Linked DNA regions of Homo sapiens: regions 2 and 3 are each linked to region 1. The links are chromatin loops, found by intact Hi-C in ENCODE. Cell type or tissue: Caco-2. All regions are shown on one strand.

The links. Hi-C counts contacts between places; a loop is a spot of excess contacts. Peaks named below come from ENCODE experiments on the same cell type or tissue, not always from the same donor. Only the 100,000 strongest peaks of a DNase experiment are listed, where the experiment ranks them.
Region 2: it touches region 1 in a loop (2.2-fold over the local background); 2 of 110 quality-filtered maps call a loop at or near these places.
Region 3: a loop joins it to region 1, with 5 times the contacts of the local background. A loop is called at or near these places in 3 of 110 quality-filtered maps.

What each region holds. Positions count from the first base shown.
Region 1 is chr7:69,797,188-69,805,187 of GRCh38, forward strand. The region is part of intron 1 of AUTS2 (activator of transcription and developmental regulator AUTS2); the gene reads left to right. Among named protein-coding and RNA genes, the nearest start is that of AUTS2, 200 kb to the left of the region's middle. RefSeq lists an enhancer at 6,946-6,995. In Caco-2, no CTCF peak of the experiment used is centred here; DNase peaks (open chromatin) are centred at 3,554 and 4,915.
Region 2 is chr7:69,673,142-69,681,141 of GRCh38, forward strand. All of the region lies in intron 1 of AUTS2 (activator of transcription and developmental regulator AUTS2), which reads left to right. Among named protein-coding and RNA genes, the nearest start is that of AUTS2, 79 kb to the left of the region's middle. In Caco-2, a CTCF peak has its summit at 4,127 (motif pointing left); no DNase peak of the experiment used is centred here.
Region 3 is chr7:69,745,894-69,753,893 of GRCh38, forward strand. The region is part of intron 1 of AUTS2 (activator of transcription and developmental regulator AUTS2); the gene reads left to right. Among named protein-coding and RNA genes, the nearest start is that of AUTS2, 150 kb to the left of the region's middle. In Caco-2, no CTCF peak of the experiment used is centred here; no DNase peak of the experiment used is centred here.

The DNA.
Region 1 (8,000 bases):
TGGGTAGTATTACGCAGAGCCCAGATACCCCTGCCTTCTTGTCTGGAAATCAGTGATTCTCAAACTGCTTTGTGCTTGAGTATTACCTGGGGGGACATGTTCCGTTTTCAGCTCCCCAAGCCATAGAGTTAAGATTCAATAGACTTGAGGAGCTGCTCTCAGTCCAGGATTATGTGCAGATCCCGAATCTGATCTTGGGCTGCTGTGCTTTTCCAGTGCCCACTCAGTATTTCTGGGGCTGCAAGGAAGGCAGTGGTTCCCCTTCACAGGTACGTGAAGCTCTTAACTCCATTTTTGTCCTTTTAAATTCACATTAAAGAGAGTTTTAGATATGCAGGAAAATGAGAAGGGAAATTGACCTTGCCTGTCTCTGGGTCTTGTGAATAGAAAGGAAGAGCCTGCGCTTGGAGGCCACTGGGAATTTGTGGTGTTCCAGAAGACCTCTGCTCTCATGTGGGCTCTTGGCAGCCTCACTGAGAGCCACAATGGGCTTCCTTATTTAAGATGCTCTTAAATTTTCTTTTCTAACACTATAAGGTTATGTCTTCACCAGTTTCTCAGATTTTAAAAAAAGAAACAGGGAGGTAAAACAAATCCCAAAACATTTTTTTTCCTTCTTGTAAAGGTTACAAACATAAATCATATTTGAGAACAATGAATGGACCTTATTTTTTATCTTCAGAATGCTGGGCCTCTGGCATCTTAGAAAGTCTCTTTACTTTCGAAAGGAAGGAGACTTGTATAGTGAGAGCATCACACTCTGGGGATCAGGTAACTTGGCTATGCTACTGGGCACCTGGGACTTCTTGGTCAGAACAAGTCTCCACTGTGAGCTTTTTTTTTTAATCCATGAAATGTGGGGGTCCTGAAGCTATCAAAGCGTTAATGTTTTATGATTCTAGTGATGGGCTTCTGTCTGCGTGACAGGCATTTTCCAGACTTTGTTGATCTATTTCGAGCTTGTGAGGAATAGCATGTACCACCCTTCATTACCTCACTCATGGTTCCTCTTCATCAGTGCTTTATAAACTGTAGTGTGTTTGTGCTGGGAGGAACGTAAGAGAACATGTGGATCACCCCTTTACTCATTTTACACATGAGAAAGATGATACCCCAAGTGATTTTCTCTAAGGTTGGGACATGACTGGGGCTCTCCTTGCGATTTGCCTTTCCCTTCAGTGCGTTCGGTAAACGTTGCATTACCCCCTCTTCAGGGTATTATTCTTTCAGTTCCATATGCCTTTCCTTTCCCCTGGGATGCTGGAGTATTCAGTTTTATTTCTAGGCAAAAGTACTCCTAACTGTGGCCCCTAATTTTTTTTTGTTATGTATCTTTTCTAGAAAGAGAATTTGATTATGCATTGTCCATATGTTTACATACTGTACTCATAAATGAAGTTATAAAATATATGTAAGTTAAAAATGTGGAGAAAAGGGAAGTCTTGTGCACCATTAGTGGGGATATAAATTATTATTGGTATTACGGAAATTAGTACGGAAGTTGCCCGAACAATTAAAAATAGCTGGGTGTGGTGACTCACTCCTGTAATCCTTGCACTTTGGAAGGCCAAGGTGGGAGGACTGCTTGTGGCCAGAAGTTTGAGATCAGCCTGGACAACATAGTGGGATCCTATCTCTACAAAAAATTAAAATTTTAGCTGGGTGTGATGGTGCACGCCTGTAGTCCCAGCTACTTGGGAGGCTGAGGTGGTTGGACTGCTTGAGCTCAGGAGTTCGAGGCTGCAGTGAGCTTTAATGGCACCACTGCATTCCAGCCTGGGCAACAGAGCGAAACCTAGTCTAAAAAAAAAAAAGTGTGTATATAAGTACACACATACACACCCCTCAATAAGGCTAGAGAGAAAAAAATTATATGTAAGTATGGTATTTTTTTTTTCCTCAATCACAGTGGATCAGTTTATGCCTTCCCTGGATCCAGGGTGAACTTGTTTTGAGGACCACTGATCCAGAAAGTGGTGGAGTTAAGTCTGTACCACCAGCTTTAGAATCTCCTGTGGCACTTATTAAAAATACGAATTTTGGTATCTCAACCCAGATTCACTGAATGAGAATGCCTCCTGGTGGAACCTGGGAGTCTACGTTGTCTTCATTTTTATGTTTTTACCAATAGACATGGGGTCTGTTGCCCAGGCTGGTTTTGAACTCCTCAGCTCAGAGTCCTCCCACCTCTACCTTCTGAGTATCTGGGACCACAGTCACAATGCCCAGCAAAGTCTCCATTTTAAACCAGAGGCAAGTCTCCAGGTGCCTCTGAGGTCCAGCGAGTTTGGGGAACCGGTATTTTAGACAGGCAGGGAAGTGTCATTCATGGGTTCATGAGCATGGGACTTCTTACACTGACATCTCAGAAATTGCTCAGCTGTTACTGTTAAATCTACAGTGATACAGTTAGCACTCTGGAAAATCAGATGGGCAGTTTTCATTTGAGTTACATATGAGGGACTATAACCTGCATAATCATACATGGAATTTCTTAAAACTCCTTGGCATTCTCTATGTGGTTTTTTGATTTGTAAATCCAAATATTTGCTATTGTGCCTCAGTCTTTTTTTCCTCATTAGAAATCTAAGCTCTCCCCGCCCCCTCCTGGTGCTGTTCCTTGAGGGGCTGTGTTTTTATTTCTGAGCTTTTCCCATTTGTGTGTGTTCCTTTTGTCTGGAGTATGCCCAACCCCCTCACCTTTTTACCTGGGCAGTTCCTACTATCTAAAAAATTCCCTATAAATGACATTATTTTTCATTCTTAAAATCTAAAGATAATGAAGAACTAGCTGATAATCAGCATTTACCAAAATAGATTTAAGGGTTATTATTTGTAATAACTCATGTGTCAGTAACCTTATGTATGTAAGGATAGATCAGTATCTTGGTTATTAAGCATATACTCTCTGAAACATTCGAATCAAACCAGTGTAAGTCAGATAAATATGTAACAGGAAATTTGTTTCTGACTATTCACTCCAGGTCAATGTATTCCCAGCTGCCTTGTGGGTATCAGGGTTATCTGTTCCAGGATCAGCTTTAGGAAAGCCCCTACTCAAATCTCCATGTAGCAAGAGTGCAGGCTAGTTGAGAACATGTGATAATTAAGGTTAAACAAAAAAATCAAGGCAGAATGACTAGAAATTAGGACAGCAGGGAAAGCAGGGGAAGCGGTTGAGCTGGTAGAAATGGGTAATACCTATGATTATTTCTGGGATCAACAGATACATCCCTGTTGTAGAAGTCCAAAGCAGTCCTTCTTTTTGGTGTCTTTTCCTGCCTTTGGTATGATAAGCCCCCCTAACATCTGGCACACTATTGGGGTGACATTGTGAAGTTACCTCTGCCCACAGTACTTACTCCAGTTTGATATTTTTAAGAAATGCTCACTTTCCACTAGCCATAGTTTATTGGCTTTCAGAAAGTGTCTGGCAGTGAGTATGCCAAAGGTCAAGAATTCTGGCAGAGTTTGATTTATCTCTGCTCCCTTGATAGCAGCTAGCCTTGGAGGCATAGAAGCTCTTGACAAGTACTATGAGTCAGAAGGCCACATGTGACTAGGTCCCTGCCCACCTCTCCAGGGTCAAATAGATCTTGCCTTTTTCCCCAGCCCCTCCCTGCACTGTTCCTGAAGAGGGCTGTGTTTTTCTTTCCAAGCCCTCCCATTTATTTACATTCCTTCTATCTGGAGTACTTCTTACCCCCTCACCTTTTTACCTGGCTAATTCTTATATATCTTTTAGATAATTCTACATAAATAACACTTCTTTCACCTTTCCTAAACTAGAATAGGTATTCCTGCTGTATGCTTCTATGGTCCCCTCATTTCCCCTAGAATAACTTACTACAGTTTTTCGTTCATACTTACTGTTATCCCCCTGGACTGTCTGTTCTGCTAGGATAAGGATTCTTGCTCACCATTTCCTCATTGCTAGGCATAAGGTATGGGACATAGCAGGTTATCAATAAACATTTTTTGACTGAATAAAAGCATAATAAAACAATATGTTAATTAATGGGGTGACTGGCAGGGATCTAGTTGCCAATTTCAGCATTGGTAATTAACATGGCTAGATTTAGCTGCTAGGTTCTATGAGAAAGAATGATTAAAAATAAACAGAAAGGAGATGGAAGTTGATACGATTAAAAACATTTTATGTGCCTGCTGATGGACCTAAAACTGGGCAAACCTTTCTGCAAATAAAGCTCTACCTTGATGGTCTTATTGATATACCATATATACATATATATGTATGTATATAAATAAGATATACCTATATATAAAATATTTATACCTATATATGGTATATAAATGAATATAAATATAAGATATATAGGTATATATATGTGGTGTATATATACATAAATATGTTTGTGTATGTATAATAAAAGACATTACTCTCCATTGAAGTGTTTACTACATTATGTACTATCTTAAAACAAAACTTCCCACAGGTGTCAGTACAAACATGCATTTGTTCATTTATTCATTCATTCAACAGTTTTGTTGATTGTTTGATATATGTCAGGCACTTTTCTAGGTGCTCAAGACACAACAGTGAACAAAACAGACAACAATCTCTCTGACTCAATGGAACATGCATTTTAGTGGAAGGGAATGTCAATAAAGAAACGTCTAATATCTAGAGTATTAGAAACTGGTAAGTGCTAGGAAGGAGGAAAGGGGGCCAGGAAATGATGTGATGTGTGCTGTTGTGGTGGTGGGGCATGCAATTTTAGATTCAGTGGCCAGGAAAGGAGTCACTGAGAAGGCAACTCTTGAGTAATTACCTAAAAGGGGGTGAGGAAGTAAGCCAGGTGGGTATTTGGGAGAAGTGAGGTAGGACAGTGTGCATAGCTCTTTGGAATGTGCTCCTCATCCCTCATGTTTATTACGTTGGCCAGACCAGCAGGTTGGGCTTTCAGTGGCCTGTTTGATCAGAATCTGCAAATGTTTCCTGTCTTTGGATAGTTTCCCTGACTAAATCTTAGCCTGAAGACGTATGTTAAGGGGAGAGCGTATGTTTCTTCTTGCCAACTTAGTTTTATGGAAAAGGCCCTAAGGAAAAAGCCTGTCTTTTCCTTTTCATGGGTCAGAATTTGTGTTTTGTTATTTTCTAAGCTCTAGTTTGTGGTGGAACCACCTCTCTCAGATCTTGTTTTTCCTTCAGGGCACAGTGTATTTCTCACTTAAGTAGTTTATGCAGTCTTATCACAGTGTCCCCTGCATGGGGACCTGATAACTTACTCTGATTGATAACGGAAGGGCTTTTCTGTCTACTTCTGTCTCCTTGATGGCTTCCTTATCTGTTGTCCTGTAACACTAACTGTGAACTCATTTCATTAGGTAATGAAATGTTATCTTCTGTAATTGCTTATTTGTGCAGCAGTCTTGTCTCTGCAACTGGAGAGGAACTTTAGGTTCTTTCTGAACCTTAGAGTACTGGCTCATAGTGCCTGTGCTATAACCATCATTGATTGCTGTTGGTCAAAGCACCTGACTTTTTGGGGTAAGTAAACCAACATCTTGCTTTTCAGTGTTTTGTTTTTCTGGATTACCCATCTATGCTTTGGGTTTAATGCTCCTTAGGACTTGGCCTTAGTATGCTGCTGGAGAGCCCAAGGGAACAGTATATTAGTAAGGGATGAATTCTTTGTGAATTCTTAAATCTTCCATTGCGAAGATCTTTGTACAGAATACTGGTTCTGTTTATATTGACAGTTCTTCAGAGAATTGTGTGTTGACTGTTCATGGCAGAAACACCATAAGTTAATTGCTGTTTCAAATTTCATTGACACTTTCCCCCTCATTTGGAGGTCATTTCCTCAAAAATGTCGTTGTCCACATGACAGTTTGTGTATGCTTAATAAAAGAGAATGACAAACCCAAGTTCAGCTGTTGTTACTGGACTGGGTGGTTTTTAGCTCCTCCCACAATGGGCAATAATCAGTTTGGGGTCTCAGCAGAATTATAAATACCTGCATTTCATAGTCTTCCTGAAGGAATTGCTTTACTTGGAATACTGTAGTTCAGACTGCTGATGTACCGTGCACTCCTTTCTCTTTGATGATCAGCTCTGAAGTGCACCAATTGGAGAGAACTCTTGAATAAATGCTGTCACTTGTCACATGTGGTCACTTTCTGGGGACTGTGCATGTGCCAGTGGGGGCCATCTAGAAGCCACCGATGCCCACTAATATAACAAAACTCACTGGGTTTGCTTCTCTATAATGATGTTGGATTGCTTTGCTGGAAATCCTTACCATCTTGGTTTCTCTCCTCTGTTTCCTGTAAACACCAAATAAAAGTCCTTGCATACAAATGTTACCATCTTTGGAAAAAAAAAAAGTCCTTGTAGTTGTTAACAGTTACAGAAAATATAACCTGAAGACTTGGAGTCAAAAAACAAATCCCTGCCTTCCCATACAGTCAGTACCAGCTATAAGCTAATTAAACTCAACTGTTCCCACCTGTTCCCGGGGAGGCCTCTAACAGTGGCACATGCTTTTCTCTTTGGGACTTAACATTTTTCAGAACTCTTTAAATTTCATTTTCTAGGCCAGGCATGGTGGCTTTTGCCTGTAATCCCAGCACTTTGGGAGGCCAAGGCAGGAGGATTGCTTGATTCTATGAGTTTCAGACCAGCCTGGGCAACATGACAAGACACTGTCTCTACAAAATAAACAAACAAATTAGCCAGGCGTGGTTCCAGGCACCTGTGGTTCCAGCTACTCAGGAGGCTGAGGTGGGAGGATCATTTGAGCCTGTGTGGTTGCGGCTGCAGTGATCATTGTTTGCACCACAGCACTCTAGCCTGGGTGACAGAGTGAGACTCTTGTCTCAAAGAAAATTTTTTTTCATTTTCCATTGACACCATACTAAACAACGTGTATTTCCAGAATCAACCTTTATTTCCCTAAGAAAATGTAGATTGTGATGTCCCTGGTGAGCAATAAGTTAATATTGGCTGATAGTATTTGAGCAGCAGTGACAGATAGGAGGAAGACAGGAGGGAAGAGATGGGAGTGTTGCTGGGGGAGTGGGTGTGAAACCATAACACACATATATGGTCACGTACACATCTGTAGTTTACTCAAATGGCATTTTCACAAAGCACAGTAGTGTTGCAGGTATCCCCCAGTGGGCACACAGAGCTTTCAGTCCTCACTGTGTGAAACTTCTCATACCTTTGATGTTGAATTTAAGTTCATTAGTGGCTCCTATAGCATGTCAGAGGTTTACCTCACTTGGTTCCTGACTCAACTCTGAAATGCTGAGTTTAGGGTGGATTTGAAGTGTCACCTTCGTCTCTACTTTCTAAGAGTCAGTAAAGAGCTGCCATGATAGTTAATCCTATAGTGCCTCCAATGAAGACTTAAATATACTTACTAGCCCAGACTTTGCTTTATCATTCTCCTGATCTATTAGTTTTATTCCTGTTGACAGCCAAAATGTAGGATCATGAACCCCACAGTTACATGGATGGTGACAGACCTGAGTTGTTGTCGAGAATCGTGCTGAGTTTTGTTATCACATTTCTTGTCTCGATTTGTAGCATCTCTGGATTTTACTTCTTTACCAGAATAGTGGTTATCAAAGTGTGGTCTTCGAAGCAGCAATATCATCATCATCTGGGAACTTGTTTGCAATGCAGATTTCCAAGGCTCTACCATGACTTCCTGAATCAGAAACCTTTGAGGAGGAAGCCAGCAATCTGTGTCTTAACAAGCCCTCCTGTGATTATACCCAACTTTAAGAATCACTACACAGACAGACGTTGCTTTCCTTTTAGTCTCTTGAGCTTGTAACAGTTGATATTTTAACTTTTATATGAGAGAGGACAGTTATATCTTCCTTTAAACTCTTATTTGGTGCAGTTGATTGTCAGATGCAGAGTGCTGATGTGAGGATGGACTGTGAATATGATCCACTGTGGCAGTGTTTATAGTCTCAGCCCAATGCCTTGTTGACTTAAGTAGCAGCCTTGATAACAGGAG
Region 2 (8,000 bases), 120 kb before region 1:
CTTAAAAAAATTTTTTTTGGAAAGGACTGTGTGTTTTTAGATATGGGGATTGTATTCTGTGCTTTAGTGGGGCACAGAAGGAGACTGTCTGGTTAAGGCAAGAGATTGTGGTGCTAAAAAAGGAAATTTGGCAGGCCTGTTCCTGGTACTTTTAGTAAGTAAAGAAAGAGAATGACAGGCTGGCTGGGGATTGTATTAAAGGGAGCCCTGATCCTCATATGACCTTATTCCCTGAACCTAGAAAGATGGTCTGCCTATGTGGCAGTTATTCTATGGCGCTAAAGACAGTTTTGTTCTGCTTTCTGCCATGTATATTTAGGGGCCTAACGGAGAGATAGAAACCTGTTAAGGAATAATCATGGATGTTCAGGCCTATTGCTTCCTTCACTTATCCAGAAGCCAGCCTCACCAATGTCCATGGGCAAGTTTGTGTTCACACAAGTTGCTTGTAACAAGAGGGAAGATTCTCATTAAGAAGTTGGCCCTAAAATCAGGATAGAATCAGGCTATATTTGTGTTTCTGTCAATAGTCTGAATTCCTTATTGGTAGAAAGGTCTTATAATTATGGGGTAACTTTGCCAACTAATAGTACTGGGGTTTGATGTGGGTTACTTACATCAGAAGTCACATCAACTTTTTGACATTAGTTTCTATTCCACCATGTGCTCCAGGGAAAAGGAGATTGATGTGGACTATTAAGCCAAAAATGAGAATCTGTTATTGAAACCCAGAAGTCTGAAATAAGGGTTTAGTGATTGTTTTGTTTAGACACAAACTTTTCTTCATAGATGCTTTAACTTCCTAAGTGAGTTTATATATTTTTCTAAATATGTAATCTTTTAAAAATATTGCAAATATTTAATTTATGTATTTGCCATTTAACAGGTAAAACAGCACCAGGAAGTCTTGCTCCTGTTTTGCAAAGGCACATTTAGAGAGTGACAGAGGTTTCCCACTGTGTCTGGGACAAGCCTCCCAGTGTGTCTGGGACAAGCCTGAAAAGAGTGCCATTTTGTCTCCCTGACCATTTCACTGATTCTGTACTTGTTGTTTATGAAACTTCATTATGTAACAGACAAAAAAGCAATTTCATGAGCAATTCCTGGAATAGGCAAGTGGACAAAAATTTCTCAGGTACCTTCTCTGGAGGCTGTTTGTCTTCCATTCTGGCTGCCTCTCTTGAGAACTGGAGTGGCATAGTGGTTAAGACCAGGGGCTCTGGAGACTGCCTGGATCTGGGTGCTGGTCTGACTCTTGAGCTGTGGGACCTTAACTTCTCTGTGCTTACTGTCCTTACCTGTGAGATGGAGATGATTGGAGTCTCCACCATGTCAATGTATCAACACTTCTAAATTATTTAGAGCAGTGCCTGAGACATTGTAAACACTTAATATATGTTGGTTGTTATTGTAATTTTAATAATAATAGCTATTAAATTATTATTCTATGGCTGTCATGCCTGAGAGTTCATCACAGGGGCATGGGTGGGTGGGTAGGGAATAAGGGCTGAGAATCTAATCAGTTATTTTTAATTTATTGGGCAAAAATGAATCAAATAACCGTGGCAGGCATAATGAAATTGAGGTATTCAGTGTGTGGTGAGGATGAACTGTTTTATCACAGTTCCTCTGGTGTGGCCTGTGTGCTTTGATTGCAGGTCAGATGGCTAGGGAAAAGAGTAGTCAAGCTGAATGCTCTGTGGTGAGGCTGTGAGAGGGACAAGAAACGTGGGTCAGGACAGAAGGCGTACTGCAGGAACAGATTCCGAAGTGTGTGCACAGCATCCTATAATTTGGGCTCCTGTGTATTTTCTTTAGTTGGTTGCATTTGTTAATATGTTAGTCTGGTGTCTTTAACCCTGTGACTGACAGTTGACAATGGTGTAGCTCTTTAAAAGAGGTGAAACTGGTCTGACCACAGTTTACCCTTGATAGTGCTTTCACTTTGGCAACAAGACAGAGGGAGAAAGTCCCTGCTTCTCTGCTCTGGGAATCTTACCAAATCAATAAGGAGTCTCTGGTAGCACTAACCTCTTTTAAATAGCCTAAGTGTGAGATCCTGACCTTTTTTTCTGTATGTGGCCTACTTCCTTGATGAGAAGCTGGCTTTTATATTAGAACTTTTTTAGACGTACATGAAACTTGAATCTTGCTATTTGTTTCCATTGTTGCTTTTAAAAAATAATTTTACAAATTTATTCTAATAATATACTAACGTATTTTGTCTCCAGGACTAGTGAAACTTTTTAAGATTTTTAACAGATTCATCTAGACACCTAAATCTCTCTAGGACTTGATCCTTCTCCACCCAGCAGAATACTGTACTGTGCTGTGATCATTTCTCAGGGTGGTTTTGGCTGAGGGTTTTTTTTTTTTTTTTTTTTTGAGATGGAGTCTTGCTCTGTATCCCAGGCTGGAGTGCAGTGGTGTGGTCTCATCTCTGCAACCTCTGCCTCCCGGGTTCAAGACATTCACCTGCCTTAGCCTCCCAAGAAACTGGGATTACAGGTGTGCGCCACCACACCTGGCTAATTTTTGTATTTTTAGTGGAGACGGGGTTTCTCTATGCTGGCCAGGTTGGTCTCGAACTCCTGACCTCAGGTGGTCCTCCTGTCTTGGCCTCCCACAGTGCTGGGATTACAGGTGTGAGCCACTGTGTCCGGCCTTGGCTGAGGTTTGACTCTTTGCACCCACAGTCCCATGATGTGTGTACTTGTATGTATATATATTCACATCTGAGGACTGACATCATTTCGCAGACCGGGAAACTAAGTGTGAGGAGTACATTTTAAAATAATTTTTACATTATATATTGGCAGATCATCCATGTGCTTGTAGAAGGTATTATATTGGTAAGCTGCAGGTAGACAGGAAGACTGAAAGAGAAGGTAGAACCTGCTTGGATCCCAGTCTGTGCATACCTAAGGAGTTGAGTTGGCAATTCCTGAACCAAAGGTTCTGGTGTTCAGAAATATCTCCAGTTATTCAGAAGGATGGCATGACATTCTAAAAATAAGAAATTATTTGTAGTCACATCAGTGTGTAATATACCTTACAGAATATTAGAAGGGAGATGAAGCATTTGGGGATTCAAAGGAACTAGTTGTAGACCCTTAGGTATGGCCCTGAGACTACCTAGGGTGGCTTTTGTAGCAATCTAAACCTGTATCCTGGGATGTTAGCATCTCTGAACAAACCTTTTCTCTCCCCTCCATTGAGATCACTTTCTTTAAAGTCTTTATGCATTTAGAGAGTTGCTGAGGCAAGGCCATGTCCTGGTTTGCTCTTTTTAAAATGCAGATGTTTCTAGAAATGACTATAAACTGAGTCCTGAGCCACCTCTTGTAACTTTTCAGGTCTTGGTCTGGGGGAAGATAAAGAAATGGAGGTCTTATGCTTCACAATTTGGTTTAAGTCAACTATGGCAAGGTATCTTGACTTAAATAAGTGTGACTTAAGTAAGTCTGACAATTTAAATATTAGAATGGTAAGACATTTTTGTGCCTCTATAGCCATATGTCCATCTTGGGGAGGAAAAACTGAAAATAAACGATGATTACTTTTCAGTATTCTGTGGAAATCTTACTTCTCTTTTTAGTTAATTTTTCAGTGGATAGGCTCCCTACCTGCCAGCCCTAAATTCTTATTTATTCCTGAAACTCTGGTTTTTTTCTTTTTTCTTTTTTTTTTTTAAAGTATTCTGAAACTGTTTTCTGACCATGCTTCATATATTGAAGTAGATTTTTTTCACAGAAGGGTAAAGGAAGTGCATTATGTTTCATATGTAGATGCTTTTCAAGAACACACAGCTTCTCATCATTCATTTTAACAGTGGACAATTTTGGTGCCTGTTTATGGAGATTCCTTGGGAATTATCAGCTGATAGAAAATTTCTGAAGAGAGATAGAAAATCTAATCTATTTGGATGTCTTGTTAAATGGAGCTTTTTGAGTATAAGGGTTTCTGAAGAAATATAGGCTGTCAGAGCTGATAGAGTTTAGAGAGTCTCTGTGTACCATTCTTTATAAATAAAGACAGCCAAAAGCCCAGAGAAGTGAGGTGCTTGATGTTAAGATTTAGTTAGTGGCCCCCTACTGGTCTCTGAGCTGCCCATCACTCTACCTTGACTAATAGTGATAACTGATGTTTCTGGCAACAAATCCAAGGTACAAGTTTTCCAGGGTCTTCAAAGGAAAGCTACATTATATTAAAGTTCATGCTGAATATCTTTTATTGTGTTCTGATAGTTTGAAAATTGGTTATTTTTGTACTGTTGTAAAACTATAGTGCTTAACTGGAAACCCCAGCATTAACCCAGCCTTTGCCAGCGTTTCCCTTCTATAGGATGAGAAAGTTGTTGAAGAGTGAGGAAAAAAGATGGTATCTTGTCCTTAACAAAAGGTCTACGTGGATGAAAGGAGAAACTGACACTTATTGTTAGGGAAATGGTAATGCTTACATGATGATCTAATCTGGGTTTGAGTTTCGTTTTTGAAGTCACCAGTTTTTATTTTGGTGTTTTTCAGATATTCTTATAGCCTTCCTGGGGAGATTTATTTTTTGGAGACATCGCTCACATTGTTTACTCCTCTAGGTTAAATGTACTAGGCCATCTGTTGTTAATTTTGTAGTTGTATTAAATTCCATCCTTTGGCTGGATTTTAAGCACCAAAAGCAAACTTAGACAGAAGCAGGAGCATTTGCAAATTACATAGCTTTGAGCCTAAATGGTGGTTTTTATAAGTGCAGTTTTCAAATGGGCTGAGATTCTATTTTGAGTTTTGGGATCAGTAATTTAAACACAGGGACCTCTACGAGTTCTCTGGAAAAGCCCATTTTGAGACCCTGAACAGTTGTTATGCCAAAGCAAGCTCTTGGGGTAAGGTTGGCAGTGATGCTGCTGATAAATTACTTTTAAGATGCTTGGGGCTGAAGGACAATGATTTTGTAATAGTGTTTTAAGTTCTCAGGCTGACCTATGAAATCTGGAAGTGCTCATCTGAAAGGCCAGTATTCTTTCTGACAGGCACAGGAAAAACTCGTCCCCTGCTTGATCCTCATGCAAGCATTTCTTGGAGGAAGCCAGGCCTGTGGGTCTTGGGGGCCAGAACAGAGACACTGAGAGCAACACTACTGGCATTTTGAATTTCTGCTGAGGCTGCAAAAACATTTCAAGGGAAATCTGAAGTTATCCCTTCACTGTCTACAGCCTCTTGAATTGACTTCTGGGTGTTACAGATGGGACCAGCGTGTGTAAAAGCAGAATTTATATTCTATTTGGATATCAGAATCAAGTTTCTCTTTTTAAAATAATTTTATGGTAAGTCGTGGTTTCTCTGATATGATTTCTGTTGTGAGCGGAACAAAAATCATGGCGAAATGGTGTTATTACTTAACCAAATTGCCTCGTGTACAGACAGGCTGAACTGGTGCTTTGCCTAGAGTTGGCCTGGAGTTTTCAGAAACTCAATTGTGGCCTTTATAAGGCTGTGCCTGGGGTTGTATTTCCAATCTCTCTCAACTTTTGTTCTTGTGGAAGGGAGGAAGTAGAGCTGTGACAGATATATTGCCAGATAGCACACAATAGCACACAAAACGAGAAAGACACGGCGTGAGCCATTCATGGAGACAGATTTACGCTCTGTGCTGCCCTCAAACCATAGATCCATCTATTTCAGAGAAACAACTTGCCCACTGTATTATATTTCAGACAGGGACATGGCTTAGAAGAGAGATGCTGACTCCTTCTGTTTAGCTTTTGCCGATAATGCTGCACGTTTTGCTGTAGAATTACTTTTGTGGGGATGGGAAAGTATGTTTGGCAAAGGAAGGCCTGTCTCTAGATTGGAAGTGGAAGAAGGGAGATATCAGGAGAGTAATTGGCCATGCTGTCGCCATAGTGAAGTATATGTGTATATTTTTGCTGGGTTTTGTTTCCAGCCAACTATATTATCAGGTGTTGGATTTTTTAAACTTACTTCACAATAAGAAAAACAAAGCTAGAGAGATTGTGACTGGCCAAGGCCAGAATGTTTGGCATTCGTAGTTTCTCTTTAGTTCTCTCTGTAGGACCATTTCCTGGAGTTACAGAAGAATTGACCAGTGTGTCAGTGTCTTTCATGTACATTAATGGGCGATAGTATTGGTAGTGGTTAATATAATAGCATGGGTTCTGGAACCAGTCTGCCAGGATTTACATTCAGGCTCAACAATGCCTTAGCTACATGCCTCAGTTATCTTACCTATAAAATGGGGATTCCAGGTCTTACCTTATAAGGCAGCTCTGAGAATTGTTTAGTTAATATTGAGGCAGTTATAACTAAGTGTTCAGTAAACTTAGCTATTGCATTTTAAAATTTGTGTTGATTTTATGGAAATAAATGATGATGTGTGATACCTGGTAGATTGTTCGGCAGACATTTCAAATGTAAAAAAATAACTCTGTCTGCATTGAAATCTTTCTAGATTGATAGTTTTAAATAATGAAAAAAATACTTCTGGGAATGATCTACATTTGGAAGAAATCAGGAAAGAGAAGACTGTGTGTACTTTTGCATTTCTATGTTTTGGGCTTGTAAGATATGTGATTGTATATTTCATGTCAGTAATAATTTATTTTGGGGAGTAGAAGCAAATGTCAGTTACATACATCATCTATGGAATAGATTTTTAGTTTTATTTATTTTAACTGGATGAAATGGTTGAGTGTTGCCTTACTTGGTTGAATTTAGACATTTGAGAAAATTTTTTTTTAACTTTTGTGACACACAAGGACCTTTGAATGAAATCAGTCCCCTTTTCTTCCTTTAAAAAAACTTATAAGAATTACCATTTCTTGACTAAACAGTTGTTTTCTTTTAACATTATATACTTGTCTCTACATAGATACTACATTTTTTAGTTAGATGTGTTTTGGAAGAGCATTGACTTTTTTTCCTGTTACATTGGAAAAATTTAATGGCACGTGTATGTTATTCTTATCATGAAGTGGGTTTAGGCATGCTGCCTTATACTAAATAGAAATCCTATAGTAGTTGTTTTTCAGAAGTAATCCATTGATTCAAGTCATTCATTGATTCATTTATGAATACTTAAGTATGGTTACATAGGTAGGGATTGTCAGAATTGGCTTTTGAGCATTTTGTTTAGCAGTTATAATCCAGGTGGCAAATATACTGTCTGATTCAATTACTTGCATGAAATCACTTTAAACAGCTACTTAAGATGAGTTGTCCCTAGGCCTGTCTTTATCTACTTATTGTGCATGTGTGCTAGCATACACGCATTATCATTGTTGTTTTTTATTGTGTTAAAAAAATATTACAAAGTGTACCATCTTAACCATTTTAAAGTGTAGATACTTCAGTAGTGTTAAGTATAGTCATTTCATTGTGAAACAGAGCTCCAGAAATTTTTCATCTTGTGAATATGAAACTCTATACCCCTTAAACAACAACTCCCCTCCCTTGTTCCCTCCAGCCCCTGGTAAGCACCATTCTCATTTCTCTTTCTATGAATCTGAGTATTTTATTTTATTTTTTATTTTTTGAGACGGGCTCTCTGTGTTGCTCAGGCTGGAGTGCAGTGGTATGGTTTCGGCTCACTGCAGCATCCATCCCCCAGGTTCAAGTGATTCTCCTGCCTCACCCTCCTGAGTAGCTGGGATTACGGGCTCGCGCCACCATACCCAGCTAATTTTTGTATTTTTAGTAGAGACAGGGTTTCACCATATTGGCCAGGCTGGCCTTGAACTCCTGACCTCAAGTAATCCGCCAGCCTCAGCCTCCCAAAGTGCTGGGATTACAGGCATGAACCACCACACCCAGCTGAATTTGAGTATTTTAGATACCTCATCTAAATGGAATTACATAGTATTTGTCTTTTTGTGACTGACTTATTTCACTTAGCACAATGTCTTCAAAGTTCATGTACCATATGACAGAATTTTCTTTCTTAAGACTGAATACTGTTCCATTGAATGTATATACCACATTTGTTTA
Region 3 (8,000 bases), 51 kb before region 1:
GACAAAGTCTCACTCTTTTGCCCAGGCTGAAATGCAGGAGCACGATCATAGCTCACTGCAGCCTTGAGCTCCTGGGCTCAAGTGATCCTCCTGCCTCAACTTCTTGAGTGGCTGAAACTACAGGCGTGCCTCGCTAATTAAAAGAATTTTTTTTTTTTTAATTTAGAGACACGGTCTCCCTATGTTACCAAGGCTGATCTTGAAATCCTGGCCTCAAGCAATCCTCCTGCCCTAGCCTCCCAAAGTACTGGGATTATAGGGCATGAATCACTGTGCCTGGCCTACATCAACATTTTTTATGACATTTGGCTGCTTTTTCTAAGTTATTTGGGATTAACTGTGTTCTCTCATTTATTAATTCATTGAGTATATGGTTATGGATGCTTGATAGGCTCTCCTCTTGGCTTTGATGATACAGCAACAAACAAAACAGGCTCTGTGCTCATGAAACTTACCTTCTACTTGGGAGAAACAGACTTCAAGCAAATAAACACCAAGTAAATATTTGGTATCTCTGATGGTGATACATTCTGTGGAGGGAAATAATTCAGGGTGTAGGAATAAAGGTGTGCTGAGATGGAGGTGCTAGTCATCAGGAAAGACCTCTCTAAGGTTACCTTTATGCAAAGACTTGAAGAGGGAATGGAATGAGCTGCGCAACTCTTCTTAGGAGAACATTAGTCTGGGTGGAGACACTGCAAGGTACAAGTGTCCTAAGTGGGTGCTCTTGCCGTGTTTGAGGAGTAGCAAGGACGTCAGCCTGACTAGAGCAGAGAGGGAGGTAGAAATAGGGCAGAGGAGGGGTAGCAGATGATGGAGAGGTGTCACAGGTCATATAGGACCTTGTAGGTACTATAAGGACTTTGGCCTGTGCTCTGAATGAGGTGGGGCACTGTGGGCGAGGGCTGTATTAGGTAAGAAGACTCTGACCATTGTGTTGAGAATGGAGTTTGTGGGGGGAAACTCAGATCTTTGGATGATGGGCATGGGACACCATCATCAGCCATTGCAGGTGTGGACCTTGGATGCTGCCTGCCTAAGGCTGGTGACCAAAAAGAAGGTAGAGTTGGATACAAGAGCCTGGCATTGTTGGCATTTTTGTGTTTGAGTGTCGGAAAGATCGTGGCAGAAGCCTAAGTATCTGTGTTGCTTGGGCCTAGCATCTGTGTTTTCACAAATCCCCCAGGTGATTTGATGCCTCTTTAAAACACAGAATGTTGGGCCCTACCCAAAGGGTTTCTGATTCAGGAGGTTTAGGGCAGGGCCCAAGAATTTGCATTATTTACAAATGTCAAGGCGATGCCAGCCAGTGCTGCTGGTCAGGGACCACGCTTTGAGAACCACTGCTCTGGTGAATGGGTATTGCTGTGTTGTTATCTGCAAAGTTACCTTTGTGTACTTCTGCTTTACAAAATAGGATGTAGCTTGAACTCTGAGTCAAACTGCCATTTACTGTGGTATGACCTTGGATATGGCATATACAGTGATTCCTCACACATGGTGTTAATAAGTTCTTAGTAAATGCTGGCTATTTGAATATGGTATGTAGGTATAAAATGATGTGGTGGAGGTAAAATATGAATAATTTGCTGAATATAAGCTCTGGACTGTGGACATTATAAACAAGATCTTGTTTTGTTTTCAGCATGACATGAAAGGTTCATTAGCTTTGTTTTACACATAGGGAAGTGGCTTATTCATGATCACGCAACTAGAAGTAGCAACGGTAGATTTCAAATTCAGTTCTTTCTGGCTTCAAAGCCTGAGATTTGCCACCACCGCATGAGCTGCTTGGAGTACTGGATTGGCTCTCCCACAGTTTTTGTCATTGTGTGTGTGTATGTGTGTGTGTGTATATGTATGTGTGTGACAGACAGAGAGAAGGAGAGGGGTGTGTGTGTGTGTGTGTGTGTGTGTGTGTGTATGAGAGAGAGAGAGAAAGTGTGCCAGAAATTATTTGCGTACGTTTTAAAATCTCTGTTAGGCCATTTTTTAAATCTGTAAAATGGGCATGAAGCATGCAGAGTTCATAGGGTTTCTTTGCTGAGTAGAATATGGGATGGCTTAGCATTGTATTTTTTTTCCTTTTCTAATTAAAAAAATTTCAAAGCCAAATCGAATCTAGATAGAATAAATTTATGGATTTTTTCTTTAGGGTTCCTTATTAGAATGGATTCTTCCTAATATGAAACTTGAGTTATTGAATTTTGTGTGGAGAGGATGCTTCTCATTAGGGTCTCAGTTTGGGAAGAAGAGATTATGTTCCCTTTAAAAACAGCTTACTGTGTTTGCAATTTTAGATTTCTTATCTCAGGAAGTTCACATACTGTTAGGATAAAACTTTCCTAGATAAGGCATCTGTACAAAGGAATGAAGTATATGGGAAACTGCGTGTGTGGGGAGACCATATCTTTAATTTTTGAAAGGGCTAGGGTAGCCTGGTGGTTTGGAAAAATTAAAAGTATTGCATAAAAGTCAAATGTAATAGCAATTATTGTTAGTGTTGTAAACTTCCACTTATCCACAAATCAGATGGGTGGCAGTCTCTTTATCTTAAGTTCTGGTTATAAAATTGAAAAAGCCATTGATTAACAAATAGCTGTCACAAAGCTGGAACTTTCATAGTAACAGTTTCTGGTGAAGCTTCCCTTGATCCCTGACTCAATCAGCTAGGTAGAGATAAAAGAGAAATTTTGTATTCTGAAGATGTACAGACAATTATAAGGAACTCTGGTTGACTGCAGGGGGAAGAGACACAATAGCTATTAAAATAAAAGTATGACAGTTGGGCTAAACAGGCAGCCTCAAACATCCTAGGAGTCCCTGAGGGCAACACTGTATGTAGTGACTCAGGTTCTTAGAGGAAAGTGGGTCATCAACAAGAAGCATACAGGCTTGTTTTTGGTATCTTTATAAGAATAGAGGGAAATAATGAGTGTGTCAGAGAGCTCTTGTCAAGTTTAGTTTCAATAAAACAATTTGCTTAGGGGTAAGTTTATTTGGGAAAATAAATCACTGATAACAGCATAAATACTGTGTTCCTCAGTGATGAGATTAGATGAGTAGGGAGGTAGTGGGGTGAGGTAGAAGGAGCATGGACTTGGACACAGATACTTGATTAGAAGCAGAATCACCTTAGATATCTCTGCGCCCCAGCTTCTCTGTCTATAAATTGGGAATAATACCTGAAGAGGTCATTGTCAGGATTGAATGAGATGATGTAAGCAGTGCACCTTGCCCAGGGCTTAATAAATAGTGATGAGACTGGTAGATTTCTCTGTGAGGGGGCTTCAGGATATACCTCCCTTATACAGACTTCTATTCCTTTGAGTCCACCGCCCCCCACAACATCTTTATGAACTGTAATGTATCTCATACTGTACAAGTCACCCATTTAAAGTGTACACTTCAGTGGCTTTTAGATTTACAGAGTTGTGCAACCACTACCACAGTCAGTTTTAGAAAATGTTCATCTCCTCGAAAAGAAATCTGTACCCTTTAGTTATCATTACTTTATTCCCTCATCCTCTTCCTCATCAGATGTTGTAGGCACCACCTTTCTTCCCTTCCTTCCCTTATCTTCTTTTCAGCTGTGGACTGTGCTGATTTGCCTGTTGCTGGATCATGTGATTGAAATTCTTTGAATTTTTCTGTAAATAGCCAATTTAGCTTTTTCCCTTCCAGAGTATTTGTTTCTTTGGGTGTGGAAGCAGCTGCTGCAGCCAGTGCAAGGGCTCACCATTTTGCGCTTTGCGGCTGTTCATATGGCAACTTTATTCAAAACCGCTCCTGCACTGCTTAAGTTATTTGTTTTATACAAAAACAGTTCTCGCTGGCTTGCGGCTTCTCTGCTGCCATGTTGACAAATGTTGCTTCTAGTGAAATACACAAAAATAAATAACAGCAAGGGAGAGGGGAGCACAGAGCTAAGTGAATTCATTTTGCCTCTTGAGTGCCATTCTCATTTGTTTTAAAAACCACCCTGGCACAGACAGAAAAGGAGAAGGCAGAGAACCGCAGGAAAAGAAAAGGCCACATTTGATTCTTTGAATTGGGCTGTAGGGGCTGGCTGAACAGACAACTTGAGAAGTATCTGGAATGTAGGCCCTGGGGATGAGGAAAAGTTTACAAGGAATCTGAATAACCTGCAGATATTCATATTGCAACAGCCCCCATTTACATAGTCTTCAGAGTTCATTTGGTATGTTCTCTTGTTTTCTCGTTCTGTTGATGACGAGACTCAAATTTAAGCACTGCTGGTGTAGTAGTACATGACCATGGTTGGTTTCTGTCAGTGTGGTAGGTTGTGTATTAGGAACTGGAAAAAGGCAAAAGCGTAAGGGTGTGTGGGTTCTCAAGTTTCGATTTGAAGGTCTGACCCACATGAGAAGGTGGAGGGAATGCTGACAAATATTGATTGCCTTTCTGAGCCAAGTATTTCCACAAATACTATGTTATTAGTATTATTATTATATTAAGATATATTAGTATTATACTATTATATTAGTATATATTAGTATTATTAGTAGTATTATATTAGTATATTAGTATTATTATTTGTATATAACAAATACTATGTTAGTAGTAGTAGTAGTAGTAGTAGTAGTAGCAGTAGTAGTAGTAGTTTTCAGAGAGAGGGTCTCCCAGGCTGGAGTGCAGTGGTGAGATCATAACTCACTGTAGCCTCAAACTCTTGGGCTTAAGTGATCCTCCTCACTTAGCCTCCCAAGTAGCTAGACCCACAGGCATGAGCCACCATACTCAGCTAATTTTTAGATTTTTTGTAAAGATCTGGGCCTTACAAAGTGCTGGGTTTATAGGCATGAGCCACCAGGCCTGACTTCAGAAACATTGTTTCATTGGTTAGCATGACAAAGGTTGGTGGTCTTAGCTTCATTTCACAGACTAGGGAGGACAGAGTTTTGAGGAATTGTGGTACTTACTTGCCAAAGGTCTTACTGAAATTAGGGGAGTGGAATGAAATGGAAACCCCGTGCTTCCAGACCTAGAACTTGTTCCTTTTCTATATTAGTAGTAAGCCATCAGAGGTATGGAAGAAGAAAAGGAGAAGGGCATTGGAAAATAAGGAGGGATAACAGCAAGCAGTAGAGGCCAAAAACATTTTGTTTAGAAAAATTGTACATCTTCTTTGAAGGTTTTTGTTCATTAAAAATCACCAGGAAAACGAAAGTGACTTGCAAGTCCACAAGAAACTTTGTTTTGGGTGTGTGAGTTAAGAATGATCACCTGACCAATTATTATTGACTAGAAAAACATTTCCCTGAGCCTTTCATAAATTATCTTAATGTGCATATTGTTGAGGCAGTGTCTGATAAATAACAGCCTAATTGGCCACCCAGGGTCTGAGAGGTTTGCTTAGCCACAACTAGCCTTTCATTCTGGGTCTGGCAGATTGATTTCTTTCCATTTGTTGCATGATTTTCAATGCTATTTATGACCTAAATATTCTGTTCAAAATATTTTTTTTTTGGTCTATTGCTAATAGTAGATGCCTCTAGGGAGAAGAGGAGAGAAGCAAGAGTGAGGTGACAGGGACTTACTTTTCCTTATATTCTCCTTGGTACTTTTTGAATTTTGTTCCGTGTACTATTCCATATGATGGAAAGGAGGTAAGTGTATTTAGGCAGGTGGAAGGTAAGAAGGGTAGATGAAAGGATGAATTATTGACCTGAACTTCAGGCCTTTATTCATCAGTGGTTTAGCCTGTGGGATTGTTTCTCAGCATATAAACTTCTTCAGTTATGTAGACATATAATAGTTACTTGTTCGATTTATTGCATCTGCAAAGGTATGGCCAGGTGTCATCATGAGGAAGTATAGTAGTATAGTGTTTAGGCTTAAAAGATTCTGAAACCTAGACTTCCTGGGTTGTAATCCTTTCTCTACCACTTAGTGGCTGAACGTGACCTTGGATCTTACTTTATCTAGCATTTTTGTGTCTCGGATAGCTTGTAGTTAAAATAGTAGTTATAACAAAACTTGTGGAATTGGAAGGATTACATATATTACTTAATCCACATGAAGTTCTTATAATAGTGCCCAATACACAGTACTCACTAAAAGTTAAATTTTTTTTTGATGACTATTATCACAGATGGTGATTTGCCTCATCCATCTCTCTGTCCCTTAATGTGGTCCAAAATCCACCCCCCGCCCCACACCCGGCCTTAATGCCCAGACAGTGCCCCTGTACTGACTAAGGAGCCTTTCTTTTGAGTTCACTGGTCTGGCACTGGCTCCTAGAAGTGCTGTTTTCCAGTGACAGCAGGATATTTGGACCACTGGGAGAGTCAGTGGGCTGGGGTGGGCCCTTGCTCTCTGCAGAGGTGTTCTTTCTCCCAGTGGGAGGAAACACCACTTGTCAGAACACAGCTTTGGCTTGCCCAGGTTCCTGTTGTGCAGATGGGGCCTAGAGTCTCTCTGGGCCCCTTGTCATGGATCCAAGCCAAGGCTGTCGCTTGCTGAGCCAGGAATAATATAGGAATTAGTCTTTTTCTTCTTTATACTAAGCACTAATCAATCTACAGTTAACTCTGTATCTAATTTCTGAACCAGATGCCGTGAATAACTGCCCCTGAATGTGTTTTTGCCAATAAAAGGATAAGTTTAAGGCTTTTAATCAATGCCGCTTGCACTCAGTATTTAAGGTCAGAATCTTGTGTGCGACTTATTTTGATCAGGATAATTGTTGGGTTAAAAAATGAACGGTTTTTGAAATTGTGACACTCGCGGTTGACTCGTGGGTGAATTAATCTTTGAGAGGATGGAAAATTGTCGAGTTCATAAGAGTTCTCTTGCTCTCTAGTTGTCTTTCAGGTCACTTATGGAAAAATATGACTTTTAGGAGGAAGGCATTCTTTTTCAATGGGAAAGGAGATAAGAGACTAATAGAAATTTCTAAGGAGTCAGTGATGGAGGCTCAGGGGAAATTGGAAATGAAGCTGGGTGTTTTGGATCTGCGGTGAGCTGAGGGACTGGAACAGCAGCTGTGTATGTTCTAGGTAATATTAACTTGTTGTAATTTTATGTCTCCAGCATACCTTTTTCAAAGGAACTCATGTTTCCTGACCAACGACTGTGTACTGTCTAGAATGAAGCATAGTGTTTAGAAACATCTGGGGTTTAGATATTGGCTTCACTGAATGGCCTAGGGCAAGTCACTGAGCCTCTGTGCCCTCAGTTTTTATAATTATAAAATGGGATGGTAATAGCTACCTCGCAGTTGGAAAACTTAAATGTGATCATGTATGTGAGAATGTGAAGTGCAGTGCCTGGCACACAAGAGGTGCTGAAAGGAGCATCTCCTTTTACTTCTTTGTGGAGTTTGTTTGGCTGGTCTGCTGGTCTGTCATACATTTGTCTGGTGTGCCTCTAGATACACGTAATGTGGAAATTTCCCTACCTTGTAACAGTGAGTTGGAAATTGTTCCTGTTGATCTGTTTTTTTTTTTCTTTTGTGCTTAGGGAAAGGCATGAGAAAAATGAGTCAGGATGCCCTCCATTTCTGGAGAAGCTTGGTGGTAATTCTGTTCCCCAGTGGCTCACAAGCCTGGGCAGTTCAGAGAATATGAGAATTGGTAGATCATGGAGAACTAGGCTCTGCCCCTTTGGCTATGCGGGAGTTACTTAGTCTTCCTGAAGTTTCCTGTCCATGAAAAGGGGATGTGTGAGGGTGCAATATGGGTAATGTTTGTGAACAACCTTTGTTAGTGTCAGGAAAGTCCAAAACTATGTGGTGTGGTATTTTCATCATCTTGAGTTGACAACAGTGCTTATCCAAAAGTCAATTTTGGTATTTTGTCAAATGTTAAAGGCTCAGGAAATAACTTCCAACTCAAGGAAGATTTGTATCCACTCTGGAGCTGGAGGAGCTTATATTAAGAATGTAAGATACTTGGGCTCCCAGGATTTCTGGAAGAGCTGGCAGTCTCCCTGAGGTTCAGGTTCTCAGACCAGCAGGCCATGCATGGGGGCTTGTG